Linked DNA regions of Homo sapiens: region 1 is linked to region 2. The links are chromatin loops, found by intact Hi-C in ENCODE. Cell type or tissue: Caco-2. All regions are shown on one strand.

Region 1 (8,000 bases), 57 kb before region 2:
CAAAAATTTGCCGGGCATATTGGTAGGCGCCTGTAATCCTAGTTACTCGGGAGGCTGAGGCAGGGAGAATTGCTTGAACCTGGGAGGCGGAGGTTGCAGTGAGCTGAGATTGCACCATTGCACTCCATCCAGCCTGGGTAACAAGAGCGGGACTCTGTCTCAAAAAATAATAATAATAATAATTATCATGATCATCATCATAATTTCTACTATAGCATTACAGTTTCTAAACTCCCTTCCCTCTATACCACGTGTAACTTGAGAGATCTTCTTTCCGTATGGGGTGGGATTAATAGAAACATATGGGATTGTAGGGATGGAATGCTCATTCTAAGCTTTATAAGAAATAGGCAGTGAGGCTAAAAAATGTAAACTCATTTTAAGGAGCAGGACAATCAGCCAGCCACTTGATCTCTCTGGCTCACAATCTCCAAATTTGTATAACTAGGATTAGAGGATGTTCTCTAAGGCCGCTTGTGGTTCTAAACGCTGTCATTATTTTAGATTCAGCATAGAATAAAGAGGAGGCTGTTTTTATGGGAAAACTGTACCTGAGAGGCTTGGTTTAGACTGAGTACCTGACAAAGAAAGTCCATAAAGTGGTAGGATAATGGACCAGAGATAAATCTACAAGGCTTAGAAGTGGGGAGGAAGCCGGTTAACTCCAACAGACCAAAATCCTGGGAGAGAAGAAACCAGACAGAGACAAGTTCAGCCTCTCTAGGACATGGCCCAAAACATAGCAAGGACTTCAGGGTCTTGGGGACAGTAGTTTTCACATAGGACACAAGAGGGGATTTGGACTCTAAGGCAGGAGGGCCTTTTTCAGTAGGCCCCCCAAAGAGCTTGAAGGAGGAGCTCAGACTTGGACCAAGTGCAGAATTAGATTTTCAGTGAAGGAAGAGTTATGTGAAGATTGGGTCTAAGGAAGGAGATGGCTAGAAAGAAAATGAACCAGGAAATGTCCAGAAGAGAGGGCTGATGGTAGCACGAAGCTAAATTTATCAGTATGACATGAGTATCTCCAGCTTACTCGGGAAAGACTGAAGTTGTATCCTCCAATATTTTCACAGTTAAGTTCTGATCTTTTAAACCTGGCTGAGGAGGAAGATTATGGGAGAATACATTTCACAAAAGTACAGAGCTGAAGGGCAAAGTTTCGAAAGCCCAACTCCCATCCATCCATTCTCCAGAAATGTGGTGTCAAAAGGAGACACAAGGTAAATGGATTTGGGGAAAGCCTTCTGCCACTTATTGCTTTGTCTAGAAGCACTTAAGAAAGAATGCCACATGCTGGGTGCCGTGGCTAATGCCTGTAATCCCGACACTTTGGGAGGCTGAGACAGGTGAATCACTTGAGTCCAGGAGTTCAAGACCAGCCTGAGTAACATGGCAAAACCCCATATCTACAAAAATTACAAAATTAGCTGGGCATGGTGGTGCATGGGAGGAACGCATGAGCCTGGTAGGTTGAGGCTGCTGTGAGCCGTGATCACGCCATGCACTCCAGCCTGGGTGACAGAGTGCAACTCTGTCAGGAAGAAAGAAAGAGAGAAAGAAAGGAAGGAAGGAAGGAAGAAGGAAGGAAGGAAGAGAGAGAGAAAGGAAGGAAGGAAAAAGGAAGGAAGGAAAGAAAGAAAAAGAAAGAGAAAGAAAGAAAGAAAGAGAAAGAAAGAGAAAGGAAGGAAGGAAGGAAGGAAGAAATCCATATGAGCTCAGAGGGTAAGAGAAAGACAGGTTTATGAGTAGTCCTAGCATGGAAAAACTACACTGAGAAATGGTTAGTTAGAAGAGCAGTTAACATATTTTTGCTTAGGGCATAGCTGAGACTGCAAATGGTCCACTATGATGGTGGTTGGACCTTGGGTTGAAGAACAGCCTGTCTGGAGCAGATGCTGCCCCCAGGCTGGGCTCAGCATGAGAAGCATTCCCAAAATAAGCAGGATGCTTTGGAAAAACTGAGTGGAAGAGAACTGTCTCATTGCTGTTGCCCAAGAACAGAGGAGCATTTAGGAAACGTCAAAGAAAAATTGAACATGGGCCAGGTGCAGTGGCTCATGCTTATAATCCCAGCTACTTGGGAGGCTGAGGTGGGAGAACAGCTTGAGCCCAGGAGTTTGAGGCTGCGGTGAGCCAAGATCACACACTGCAATCCAGCCTGGTAGATGGAGTGAGACCCTGTCTCAGAAAACATGGCTGAAAGATACTGTTTGAAGTTGACCCTTCAGGATTTGGCAAAATTACCTAGGGGGTGTGTGTGTGTGTGTGTGTGTGTGTGTGTGTGTGTGTGGCGGGGGGAGTGGGTGGCAGGGGGTGATGCAAGTGGTAATGATTTGAAGTTGACTAGGCAGCAGTGCTGAGGGGCACCAACATCCTAAAATTATTTCCATTTGACTCAATTCAATAAATATTTCCTGTCAGCCCACTGAATGCTCACTATGCTGGACTGCCAAAAATACAAAAGACCTCAAAGACATTATAGTCTAGTCGCGGTAATACGATATTCACATTAATAATGATAATGCAGAGATTCTAGAATGACATAAAAGCATTACAACAGAGGTTTATAAAGGTATAAAATTGGGAAAAAATAAGACCAGAAAAAGCTTCCTAAATGACACACCAATGACATGATGTGTTACCATTGAATGACATACCATTAAACAAGGCCATTATTTAAATGGAGAGATGGAAGGCAATGGCACAAACAGAGAGGGTGACATGAAGAAAAGGACCTATGGCAGGATTACAGGCATGGTAATTTTTCTGAAGGGTTCCTTTCAGGGAAGGCAGCAATGGGAGTTGACGGTGGGGTAACACAGGTAATACTGAGGGGATCTCCAACAGGGAGATTTTGACATCCAACCTGCCATGTTGAGATGTCTATACTGAATAATTCAATAAGTTGTTGACACTCACTGAAGCTTTTGGAATTGAGAAAACGTTTTTCTTAGAGCTATGTCTTAAGAAGCAAAATATGTTAAGAGTGTTAGAATGGTTTGAAGAGGGAGACTCGGGCCAGAGAGACCACTTGGAGTGGGTCCGACAATAGTCTGCTTGACAGGTGTGATGGGCCAGAGTTAAGAACAGTAATGATGAAAACAGGAAGGGTAGAACTTGCTAGAAAACTCTCACAGACAAAACGTATGGAATGTGCTGGCTGGATCCTGGGGTACCAGAAGTGGGGAAGTTGGCTGACTTGAAGGATGGCCATACCACAGAGACTGTGAGTGGAAAGCTGGGTGTGTGGGGAGTAGGGAGATGTCAGCAGGCACTCGTGGAAGCTTCGAGAAGAGATATCCAAAAAACAAGGAGATGTGGCAGAAGGCCTGGGAGCTCACTACAGGGAAGTGAATGGTCAGTACTGAGGTGGTGGTGAGAAACTGCAGATGTAAATGAGATCACAAAGGGGGAAAGAACTGCAAGAGCCACGAAGTAAACTGAGGCAAGAACTGAGGAGGATGTTTCCTGAAAACATTTCTCGAATTCTGAATTTCACTGAGAATAGTAGCTCCAAAATTCCACCGATAGCTAAGTCTCATTTCAATAGTCAGTAAGCAAGAAGATGAAAAGAACAGAGCTCTTCATTTACATTCAACTTTCTCAGTGAGGGATTATAAAATCCATTTATCATTGGCAAAGTGATCACCTTTTCATTATCTTGAGGTTTCGGCTGAGAGTTCGAGGGCAAAGTCAAAACTCCATGATAAATTTTGCTGGCTTCCGTCTTTGATAATTCTCTTGCTAGCACTTTTAACCCTATCTGCCTTTCTCAGTAACAACTTCCAGAAAAGATCGATTCTATACATTGCATTGTGGACAGGAGACAGAGGACTGGATTAGAAGTAAGAAGAGATCAATTTGTGCCCTGGCTCTGGCAATTATTAGCTGTTCAATACATCCAAGAAATATGTACAGTAGCTATACATCTTACACAGAGGTGAGGTTGCAGAGTCAATGAGTAAAGGGAAAAAGGCCTAAAAGTTAATATTCCTCTAGAGATATCCCTTAGGAATGCACCACATTCCAACATGGTCAGTCTTCCCTTTCATCTTTTTTCTTTTTCTTTGAGATAGCATCTTGCTCTGTTGCCAGGGCTGGAATGCAGTGGCGCCATCCTAGCTCATTGCAGCCTTCATCTCTGGGGCTCAAGTGACCCTCCCACCTCAGCCTCCCAAGTAGCTGGTACCACAGACATGTGCCACCATGCCCAGCTGATTTTTGTATATTTTGTAGAGATGAGTCACTGTGTTGCCCAGGCTGGTCTCCAACTCCTGGGGCCAAGTGATCTTTCCACCTTAGCCTCCTGAGTAGCTGGGAATACAGGTGTGTGTCACCAGACTTGGCCAATTTCATTTTATTATTTTTTTGTTGAGATGTGGTCTCACTATGTTGCCCAGGCTTATCTTGAACTCTTGGGCTCAAGTGATCCTCCTGCCTTGGCCTCCCAAAGTGCTGGGATTATAGGCATAAGTCTAGCCTTCTCTTTAATCTTGGTCCAGATGGTTGTTTCTTCTAATGAGCACTAGATGAAGAAGTTCGTTTGAGCAGACGAGCTATGTTATGAGATAGACATATACAGTCCTTTAACATTAGTGAGCCTTGGGAAGCAAACTCCATCAAGAGAATGAGCAGACTCCTTGGCTTACTCTGGACCCCACTCATTGGGTAAAATGAAGGGCAGAGTAGCATGGCCAACACCATTTAAACCCATATAAAACGTGTGCGTGCACAAGCGTACATGTGTGCATGCATTTAATTAAGTCTGTGTAGGTTAAACAAATATAAGTTGGGACTCCATCATCTTGAGTACTGCTCATGTGCCCGAGGTATGCTAAGTGTAAACAGAAATAGGCCCGTGCAGCTGCTGCCCTTGAAGCCTATTCTAAAAGGTCACTAGGAATATACAACACAGCACTGCAAAACTGATATGGTTGGGCGCAGTGGCTCATGCCTATAATCCCAACGCTTTGGGAGGCCAAGGCAGGAGGATCACTTGAGGCCAGGAGTTCAAGATCAGCTTAGGCAACACAGTGAAATTCTATCTCTATAAAGATTTTAAAAATTAGCTGGGCATGGTGGCACCTAAAGTCCCAACTACTCGGGAGGCAGAGGCAGGAGAACTGCCTGAGCCTAGGAGGTCAAGGCTTCAGTGAGCCATGATGGTATCACTGCACTCCAGCCTGGGTCACAGAGCCAGGCCTTGTCTCCTAAAAATTTTTTTAAAGATTAAAAATAAAAAGACCAATAATAGTACAACGTTGTACGGGAGTCCAGATGAGTGAGAATCAGGAAAAGAATTTTACAGAGTGTGACTCTAAGCTGAATTAAAAAAAAAAAAAAGCACACATCAATCAGATGCAGGATAGGGAGGAAGAGCATCCGGGAGCCTCCCGGGAGAGGGACTGCATGCGTCAGGGCAGGAAGGCTGGGAGTGGCAGAACAGGGATCCGCAAGTTATCTGGGGAAGGGCGCAGCTAGAGAAGTCACTGGAAAGGCCAAGGGGGCCAGATCTCGAGGAGCTCTCTGTGTTTGGTGAAGGTGCTGGGATGCTATCCATACACCGTAGGGGAAGGGAATCCATACACAGCTTCTAAGGAGGAGAGGGATGTGATCGCATGATCATGGGTGCATGTTACAAAGGCCATCCTGTCACTGTGGAGGATGGATTAAAGCACGGAACAGGGAAACTAGTTAGGAAGAAATTATACAACTTTAAGAGAAAGAAGAAGGGTAGACGACGGCGCCAGAAGTGGAACGTGTCACGGGGGAGCGATACTATCTTGGCCGGTGGTGTGGGGGGAAAAGAATTTACCAGGAAGAATTTACCAAGACTGTTGTAGGTAGAGAAAGGTAGATTTCTTCAAGAAAGTAGGAAGATACATTGCGAAAAGGCAACGGGCAGGCCAGCAGAAGCTGACTGCAAAGAAACAAAGCCTTGCTGGAGATTTTATAGGGTAGTGTTCATGCTGAAGAGAGCTTTGTGCAGTACTGACAATGCCAAGGTTGCGGGGAGCTAATCTGCAGGTGTCTGGTGATAGCTGGTCGTGGGAAAATCGTGAATTATTGGCTCAGGAGGTTGTGTCCTGGACCATGAAGAAAGGCGGACTTGCAGCTTATCTGCTTTCCCTCTGCTTTCCCTTGATCCCACCAGCTTGACTCCTTTTCCCTAATTAGGACTCCACAGAAAACAGGCCTGTGGCAAGATCCATTTTGCTGAGTGTTTATTCTGTGCCCAGCACTTGCCCACAAGCAGGGCACTGTCAGATCTGTTTTTCTCTGGCCTCCTGCAAGGGCCTGTGTGGTTCATGCACTGCCTGCCTCATGCTCAGTCCAGCTCTCATCCTCGTTCGCTCGGCTATGGCCACACGGGCTGCTTTTCTGGCTCTGCAGACACCAGGCTCACCCACGACCTTTGCGATCCCTATTCCCTCTGCCTGGGACCTCTTTCACAAGTGCGTGGCTGGCTCACTCTCATTTTGGGAGGCAGTTCATGTGCTACCATTGCCAAGAAGCCTTCCTGTCCCATTTCATCTACAGTAGGTTGCTCCCTGTGTATTTCCCTCATAGCATTTCTCATCAACTCTAATGATCTGGCTTCTCTCTCTCTACTATTTATTGGCTGTCTCTTCCTTCTAAAATGTATCCTCCATGAGGTAGGGGCCTTATGTGTCTCATTCACTACTATTTCTCAGTACCCAGCAAAGTGTCTGGTTGCTCCATAAATATTTATTAAATGAATATCCATCTTATAGATGAAAATACAATAACAATAACTCATTTAGACCTTACATATTTGATATCTATTATTATTGTCCCATTTTACAGATGAAGTCACTGAGACACAAAAGTCAGGTACTTTGTCCGAGGTCACACAACTTCTAAGTGACAGAGCCGGGATTCACATTCAGGCCATCTGGCTGCAGGGTCCAGGCTTCTGCCATCTGTGCCATATTGCAATGCTAAGACCAAGGTTGACAGATGTCGGGGGATACATGGCTGGTGATGGAGGAGCCAGGAGTCCAACCTGGTTCTCTCTGACTCTGGAGCCTGAGCCCTTGACTTCTACACTCCAGGAAGAGCCAGATCAGCAGGGATGAGGGTAGGGAGAGCTAAGGGAGACCAGCCCGCAGGTCTGAGCTAACAGAGAATGGTGTCAAATTCAGAGACTTGCAAAGGGGAGAGTCTGAGTTTAGTTCAGAGCATGTAGAATTTGAGGGGCCCGCCACACACATTCTCTACTCTGCTTCCTGCTTTTGGAACAGGGCACATTACTCAGCCCCTCTGGTCCCGTCTTCATATTTGCAAAATGTGGATTTAAGTACCCACTGGATGGGATTCTTGTGGAGATTCAACTGAGATACTCTAAACCCATAGGCACATGTTCAGTAAACATTAATTGCCTTCATCTTTCCTGCACCTCTGCTCACATGAAAAAGCCAAAATCTCCAGGAAAATGGGCTGAATATCAGGATGAAAGAGAAAGTTTTTGAGTGGGTCTAATTATATAACCATTCCGCAAGCTGAATAAGACTTAGAATTAGCTAAGTTTCATCTTCAGAATATTCGCAGTAATTGCAATCATTCAATGAAGAATTCATTAAACTGGGTTCAATTTAAAATAAGCGGATAACATGTGCTACCTCCTTCCCTTGGATGTTTCTTTTTATTTTGATTTCTTGTTAAGCATATGCAATATTTGTCTTTGGACAAGTCATATATATATATATATATATATATATATATATTTTTTTTTTTTTTTTTTTTTTCTTTTTTCTTTTTTTGAGATGGAGTCTCACTCTGTCACCCAGGCTGGAACATAGTGGTACAATCTCGGCTCACTGCAAGCTCCGCCTCCTGGGTTCAAGCGATTCTCCTGCCTCAGCCTCCCAAGTAGCTGGGATTACAGGGTCCTGCCACCACGCCAGGCTAATTTTTGTATTTTTAGTAGAGAAGGCATTTCACCATGTTGGCCAGGGTGGTCTCGAACTCTTGACCTC
Region 2 (8,000 bases):
TTTAGACTTTATGTAGATTGGAAATCAAGTTCCACATACCTGGAATCCTACTGAGTGTCACCCAGAAATGCTCATCAGGAGAGTCAGTATCTTTTGACCACTCAAGTAAATCAATGGCCCTTAGGTTTTGAAGAACAAAATTAGCAAATTCCCTTGTAAGGGCCACATAGGCAGAGCCAAAGTAAATTGTCAGATGGTGGGGAGGAGGCATTTTTCTCATGCAAGTCCACAGCATGAAGGAAAACAAGCTATCTCTGCTCCAAGTGCATGTATTTGGTCCTTCTGATAATATGAGGAGGAGGCGGCACCCCGGGGGTGATATTTTTCCTTTTCCGTAACCTCAGATACTGAACGTATTTCCCTGTTGGTTTTCAGGGGAATTCTTGCCCACAGGTGTTGATGACGTACTTCCAGGGAACCTCAGAGGCCACAAGGTCTTTCAGGCAGTGCAGGTCAGCCTGGAGCCTGGAGATCCCTGTGTAGAACAGAGACTCCCTCTCAGAAGCCACAGAGACGTTTGTGAAGCAGCTCAGTAGCTTTCTTACAGCGTCTTTGAAAGTGACTGGGGCCTTCTGATCCACATGAACACAGTAGATGTTTTGGGGAGTGTAGATGGCCCTCAAGAGTCTTTCAAATGTATCAGTCTTTGCGGATGACCATGACATAGGCCAAAGGGAACTCGGCTTCGTCTTTGGACACAGGTTCCATTATGCAGTGATTTCGGATCAAGTATCGCTGGCAGGTTATTATTTCTCAATGGCGTCACTGGTATATTTTCATCCAAGAACATTTTCTTGCCTGTCACAATCATGCCACACACTTCTGCAAGGACTGAAGAGTTTGAGATCTTCCCCCATGGAAGATATTTTTGCGGGACCTAATAGTTACTATACAGGAATAAAAGAGTTATGGACGTGGCCATAAGCCCTAGGACCAACCCAAATGCCTCTACCTTTATTTTTCCTATGGTCTTTTCTGGATTCATCATTCACCTGATTTTATGCCATTGCTGAAGTCAGTCTGCAGGTCCCTGCCCAGACTTGAGAAATGTGCTCTAGCAACTTATTTGCAGCAAGAAGTGCAATATGACCATTTACTTAAAAGAAGGAGGATCAACCACAAGTCGGTAGCTCTTCTATTTAAAAAATCAGGTGACTCTTTGAACATGAGCCAGTGGGGCCAGCTGACCACTTCACAAAAGCCAGGCACAGTTGGGCACCTCTGTCTAGGTCAACCACAAATTAAGACCCTAGCAAATCGGCCACAGCTGCCAGCTCAGGGTGTTTTTCCCATGTGGAGTACAGGTGGAATGTGTGTTCATTTGGCACCTCTTTTTCCCATGCAGAGCCACCATCACCATCACTGATGTCACCTTTGAATGCAAGGGACACTATATTTCTTCAACTTCAGGCAATCACAGTTGTCCTGAAGTAGGTCACCATTTACGTGGACAGCACCCAGAACTCCTCGATAGTGGGGTCTCTTTACTTAAAAATAAAGATCAAGAATTTATAGTATTTCAGGATTGAAAGGAATCTTGCAGATTATTCTCACCAATTGATTCAGTTACAAATAAAGAACACTGACAATGACCCATAACGACTATTCTATCACATTTTGTCTCCATTTTCTCACTGATGGCCTGAGAGGTAAGCATTGACATTATATCCACTTTGCACATGAAGAAATTACGCCCAAAGATATGCTAGCTTGCCTGATATCCAGTAATGAGTTAATGGCAGCCTGGGGTTTTCAAACCTAACTCTTCTTCTTCTTATCTTAGAGTTGGGGTCTGGGTCTGTGCCCAGGCTGGAGTGCAATCACTGCCACATCAACTTCCTGGACTCAACCCATCCTCCTGCCTCAGTCTCCTGAGTAGCTGGGACTACAGGTGCCAGCCACATTGCTTGCCTAATTAAACATAAGATTTTGTTTCTTTTTTTTTGAGACAGAGTTTCACTCTTGTTGCTCAGGCTGAAGTGCAATGGTGCGATCTCAGCTCACTGCAACCTCTGCTTCCCAGGTTCAAGCAATTCTCCTGCCTCAGCCTCCCAAGTAGCTGGGATTACATGCACCCACCACCACGCCCAGATAATTTTTGTATTTTTAGTAGAGAAGTGGTTTCACCATGTTGGCCAGGCTGGTCTTGAACTCCTGACCTCAGGTGATCCACCCGCCTAGGCCTCCCAAAGTGCTGGGATTACAGGAGTGAGCCACCTCACCCAGCCTTAAAAAAATTTTTTTTGGGGCCGGGCGAGGTGGCTCATGCCTGTAATCCCAGCACTTTGGGAGGCCGAGGCAGGCAGATCACCTGAGATTGGGAGTTCGATACCAGCCTGACCAACATGGAGAAACACCATCTCTACCAAAAATACAAAATTAGCTGGGCATGATGGCACATGCCTGTAATCCCAGCTACTAGGGAGGCTGAGGCAGGAGAATCGCTTGAACTCGGGAGGTGGAAGTTGCAGTGAGCCAAGATCACACCATTGCACTCCAGCCTGGGCAACAAGAGTGAAACTCCGTCTCAAAAAAAATAAAATAAAATAAAAAAATAAAAATCGTTTTTTTGTAGAGACGGGGTATCACTATGTTGCCCAGGCTGGTCTTGAACCCCTGGGCTCAAGGGACCCTCCTTCCTTGACCCCCCAAAGGGATTATAGGCATGAGCCACTGTGCCTAGCCTCAAGCTTATCTCTTCTCACTGCATAGGCCATCTACCTGGAATATTCTCTCCCCCTGCCTTGTCTTGAGTTCCTACTCATCTTTCAGGTCCCTATGTGACACTGCTTCCCTGGTGACCCTTCCTTGCTCTTCCAAGTCTGGGTTAGAAGCCCTTCACCTGCCCTAATAAAACCTTGTACTCCTACAATTGCTTGTTTGTTTGCTCTACCACTAGTCCATGGAGGACTATTTATTTTTAAAACAAAAAGTTAATATTTTATTTTTAAATGTATGATTTACAGGTGGTAATTATACGTATTTATGGGATGCAGCATGATGTTCCAATACATGTATACATTGTGTAATGATCAAATCATGGTAATTAGCATATCCATCACCTTAGACATTTATTGTTTGTTATCAGAACATTCAAAAACTGCTCTTCCAGGTATTTTGAAATATACAATGCATTATTATTAACTGTAATCCTCCTCCTATGCAGTAGAACTCCAGAGCTTATTCTTCCTCTCTATCTATAGCTTGGCACCTGTTGATCCATCTCTCATCACCCCCCTGCTCCTTTCCCTTCCCATTCTCTGGTAACCACTGTTCTATTCTCTACTTCTATGTGGATTCCACATGAGTGAGATCATGCAATATTTGTCTCTCTGTGCCTGGCTTATTTCACTCAACATAATGTCCCATGGAGAACTATTTCGGTCTGCTGGTCACTGCACTTTCAACACCTTGCTTATGGTAGGCACTCACCGAATTAAGTTTAGCCACCCTTCTTTCCTCTATACCAGAGATCAGCAAAACCACAGCTGGGGGGGTCCAGTCTGGCTCGCTGCATGTTTTTAGACAATCTCTCAGCTAGAATGGTTTTATATTTTAAAATGGTTGGGAGAAAATCCAAAGAAGAAAAATGTTTTGTGACACATGAAAATTATATGAAATTCAAATTTCGGTGTCCATAAATACAATTTTATTGGAACACAGCCGTCCTCATTTGTTTACACAGGGCCTATGGCTGCTTTCACGTTACAATGGCAGGGCTAAGTTGTTGCCACATCTGACCACCGAAGCTTAAAATGTTTTCCATCTGGCCTTTACCAGAGAAGGTTTGCTGACCCTCTCCTCTGTATCTACGGATGTCCCTTGTATACCACTGTGCTTGCACTACATCAAGACAGCGATTGTGGACTTGATACCATTTTACAACTTTTTGCTTTATTTTCAAGATTTCCTCGTGAATGCCAGAATGACACGATATTTGGTAGCAAAGCATGAGCTTCAAAGAGAGGTTTGCGTGGGTCTAGATCCTGGCTTTGCTAGTTCCTAGTTGTGTGACGTTGGGCAAATCACTTTTCCTATCTGTCTTAATTTCTTTGTCAGTAAAATAAAGATAATACCAGTAGGGCTGTTTTGTGAGTTGATGTGTTAATAAGTAGAATGCACTCTGAGCAGTATTCACGCATAGTGAACACTCTGAAATGCTAGCTATTCTCACTGCACACGATCGCTTCTAGGGGCTACCTGTACCGCCAGTGAACTGGAAACTCACCCCACTGCACTTTGCCTGACACCGAGTGGCCCAAGCTTTGGCGAGAGGCAGTGCTGCCACACAGTGGCTCTATATGGGGTGGCTTGGCACACTCTTCCTTTTTTTTTTTTAGGTGATTGCAAATCTATGGATGAGACCAAGGGAGAATTTTCACGCCATCATAGCATTTTATTCCTCACCTGACTGGGAGCAGCTCGAAGGGAAGGACATGTCTCCAAAGACATGAGGAGTATTCAACGTGGCATTCGAGGCGCAAGGAAAAACCTGCCTATCCCAAGATCTCAGCCCCATCAGCCAGCCAAGGGATCCACAATGACCCTTATGAAGTTTCATAAGGAAGCTAATTGCTTAAATGAGATTTGAGTCAAGAAGGATGACCTAGCAATAACCTCTATATATCTCATTATGCCGTAAGTAACCAATAGAGGTTCTAGAAAATGCCATCCAATAGAGGTTCTGGAAAAATGGGACAAGAGACAGGTTAGATTAGATGGAAGAAAAGGCCTTCCATCTAAGCAAGGCCTGGCATGTGGAATGCTAGTGGGGGCCCTCTGGACTGTGCTGGCAGGGCAGGTAAAGCAGCCAGGAGAGAATGTGAAAGTGGAAAGATGCCCCGGGGTGACGTGCCATCACTTAGATTTTATTTATTTATTTAGAGACGAAGTCTCCCTCTGTCACCCAGGCTGGAGTGCAGTGGCGCGATCTTGGCTCACTGCAACTTCTGCCTCCCAGGCTCAAGCGATTTTCTTGCCTCAGCCTCCCAAGTAGCTGGGACTACAGGTGTGTGCCACCATGCATAGCTAATTTTTGCACTTTTAGTAGAGACAGGGTTTCACCATGTTGGCCAGGCTGGTCTCGAACTTCTGACCTCAGGAGATCTGCCCAACTCAGCCTCCCAAAATGATGGGATTACAGGCGTGAGCCACTGCACCCAACCAGGTTATTTTCAGAATTAGAGATGAATCTTAAAAATCAAAATTTCCCCAGTGTCCCAGACACATTCAAAGCAAAATTACATAGAGGTTCGGCATCCCTAGTCTGAAAATCTGAGATCTGAAATGCTCCAAAATCCAAAACTTTTTGAGAGTTAATGTGGCACCATCAGTGGAAAATTCCACACCTGACTTCATGTGATGGGTCTCAGTCGAACAGCAGCCAAAACTTTGCTTCTTGGACACAATTATTTAAAATAGTGTATAAAATTATCTCCAGGCTATGTGCATAAGGTGTATATGAAATATAAATGAATTTCATGTTCAGACTTGGGTCCCATCCCCAAGACATCTCATTATGTATATGCAAATTTTCCAACCTAGAAAAAACTTGAAATTCAGAACACTTCTGGTCCCAAGCGTTTTGGATATGGGATACTCAACCTGTAGTTTCATTTTAATTATTTTGATGTAACTTAACTGAGCATCAAATTTTAAATTTTTTTTTTTTAATTAGAAAACTTAAATGGCTACATAAGAGGACAGTCCAGTGACAGACATGGAAAGAGGCTTAGAGGTCATCTCATTCATCACACCATTTTACAGAGGAAAGCAAAATGCCATCCAGAGAAGGAAAGTCACAAAGCCATCTAACCCCAGACCTGGGAGTAGCAGCTGATCACAGCGGGTCGGACACAAGAAGCTGCTTCCAAAAATCTTTCCTTCCATTTGTCCTACAGAGAAGACATCAGAAAACAAAATTTTATAAGCATGTCTCTAGCTCTAACTCACTATTCAACTAAAGGACAAATTAAATAGGGAATGAGATAACCTTAACTTCATGAGATTTGTTCTTATATGCAGTTTTCTACCCTGAGAAACCAATCTATGCTAAAGATAATATTTGTGCTTTTCAATGAGGCTGGTAAAATATTTGCACTTTGAAGCTCAGAGCGATAACATTTATTCATTCGGGTGAAACTTATCAGGATTAGGTAAATATAATCGAAGCAAAACAAAAATGATTTGGGAAACTTTGTGACCAAAACCAACAGGCGTATTCAGTACTCCTTTGAAGGTCACCTAATTCTAATAACATTTATATTTATAAATGTCCTCTAAGTCTTTTATCTTCTGCAAATAAATTATTTCTCACAATTACAGGTTAGTCCAATACATCAGCCTATTTTCAGAGTCCAGAGTTCTAACCATTACACGATGGAACCAGCCTATTTTCAAGCACATACTCAGTGTCTCCAGGATGAGGACACATTGTGGGGCTTTTCACAACTTCTCTCTCCCATCACCTGCCCCTCTCCTTCCATATTTAATATATTGTTGCATTTCTGTCAAATTAGCTGGAAGAGTAGTGTTTAATCAGGTGTACACACTGCCACAGTAACCTGGAAACTTCAAATTCTACCCCTAATCACTAATGTTGAAGACTTGCTAAAACAGGTTTTTTTGTTTGTTTGTTTTGCTTTTTGAGACGGAGTCTAGCTCTGTTGCCCAGGCTGGAGTGCTGTGGTGCAATTATCAGCTCACTGCAACCTCTGCCTCCTGGGTTCAAACAATTCTCCTGCCTCAGCCTCCCGAGTAGTTGGGATTACAGACATGTGCCACGATGCCCAGCTAATTGCTTGTATTTTTAGTAGAGATGGGGTTTCATCATGTTGGCCAGGCTGGTCTCAAACTCCTGACCTCAAGTGATCCTCCTGCCTCGGCCTCCCAAAGCGCTGGGATTACAGGCATGAGCCACCGCGCCCACCTAAAGTTTTAAAAATTGTGTAAATAACACCTACCATAAAATTTACCATCTGAACCACCTTTGAGTGTGCAATATAGTGTTAACTATATTGCATATTGTTGTATGACAGATGTCTAGAACTTTCTCACCTTTGCAAAGTTGAAACTTCATACCCATCAAAGAACAACTCTCCATTTCCTCTCCCCCCAACTCCTGGCAACCACATTCTGCTTTTTGTTTTCATGAGTTTGATTACTTTAAATACCCCATGTTCGTGAAATCATGCAATATTTTTCTTTTTGTGACTGGCTAATTTCACTTAGCATAATGTTTGCTAATCATCTTTGACATGCACTGGTCTACCCAACAAACATGAGCTGAGGGCCTAGTGCTGGCTAACATTGCCAGGAATAGCTGTCATACTAGAAAAATCTACTTGTAAAATGGTAAAAATAGCAGTATGGATTTGTAGAGGGTTTTCACACATACTATGTCATCATCATTTAAAGCAGGGTTGCTCACCCTTGGCACTATCAATATTTTAGACCAGATAATTGTCTGTGGTGGGGCCTGTCCTGTTCATTGTTGCACGTTTAGCAGCATACGTGGCGTCTACCCACTAGATGCTAGTAGCATCCTCCCCCTCCCACTGTGACAACCAAAAACGTCTCCACGCACTGCTAAATGTCCCCTGTGGGGCAACCTTGGACGAATAAGCTACCTTCCAAAAGAAGTAAAATGCAGCTAACAAAACTTTATGAGGTTTGTATAATGACTTGTAATAGCAGGGCATGATGACATGCACCTGTAGTACCAGCTACTGGGGAGGCTGAGGCGGGAGAATTACTGGAGCCCAGGAGTTCAAGGCTGCAGTGCATTGTGATCCAGCCTGTGAATAGCCACTGTACTCCAGCCTGGGCAACATAGCAAGATCTGCTCTCTAAAGAGCAAAACAAACAAAAACAGTGTATGATGCTACCTGGCACATAACAGGCACTTAATAATAAGAGCTGTTATTATTTAATAACATCATATAAAATATATGAAATTGAGTAGCTGGATATTGAGTATAACCCATTAATGGGACGTTGAA

What was found. Hi-C counts contacts between places; a loop is a spot of excess contacts. Peaks named below come from ENCODE experiments on the same cell type or tissue, not always from the same donor. Only the 100,000 strongest peaks of a DNase experiment are listed, where the experiment ranks them.
Region 1: a loop joins it to region 2, with 3 times the contacts of the local background. A loop is called at or near these places in 15 of 110 quality-filtered maps.

The regions. Positions count from the first base shown.
Region 1 is chr6:10,563,526-10,571,525 of GRCh38, reverse strand. All of the region lies in intron 3 of GCNT2 (glucosaminyl (N-acetyl) transferase 2 (I blood group)), which reads right to left. Among named protein-coding and RNA genes, the nearest start is that of GCNT2, 46 kb to the right of the region's middle. RefSeq lists an enhancer at 6,245-6,806. In Caco-2, no CTCF peak of the experiment used is centred here; DNase peaks (open chromatin) are centred at 3,690 and 4,125.
Region 2 is chr6:10,506,981-10,514,980 of GRCh38, reverse strand. LOC101928146 (a long non-coding RNA gene) reads left to right here. Exons shown (of 3, transcript XR_001743961.2): 2 at 4,341-4,638; 3 at 5,678-6,321. It also overlaps the pseudogene LOC100422564. Among named protein-coding and RNA genes, the nearest start is that of GCNT2, 10 kb to the left of the region's middle. In Caco-2, CTCF peaks have their summits at 4,108 and 4,307; a DNase peak (open chromatin) is centred at 4,260.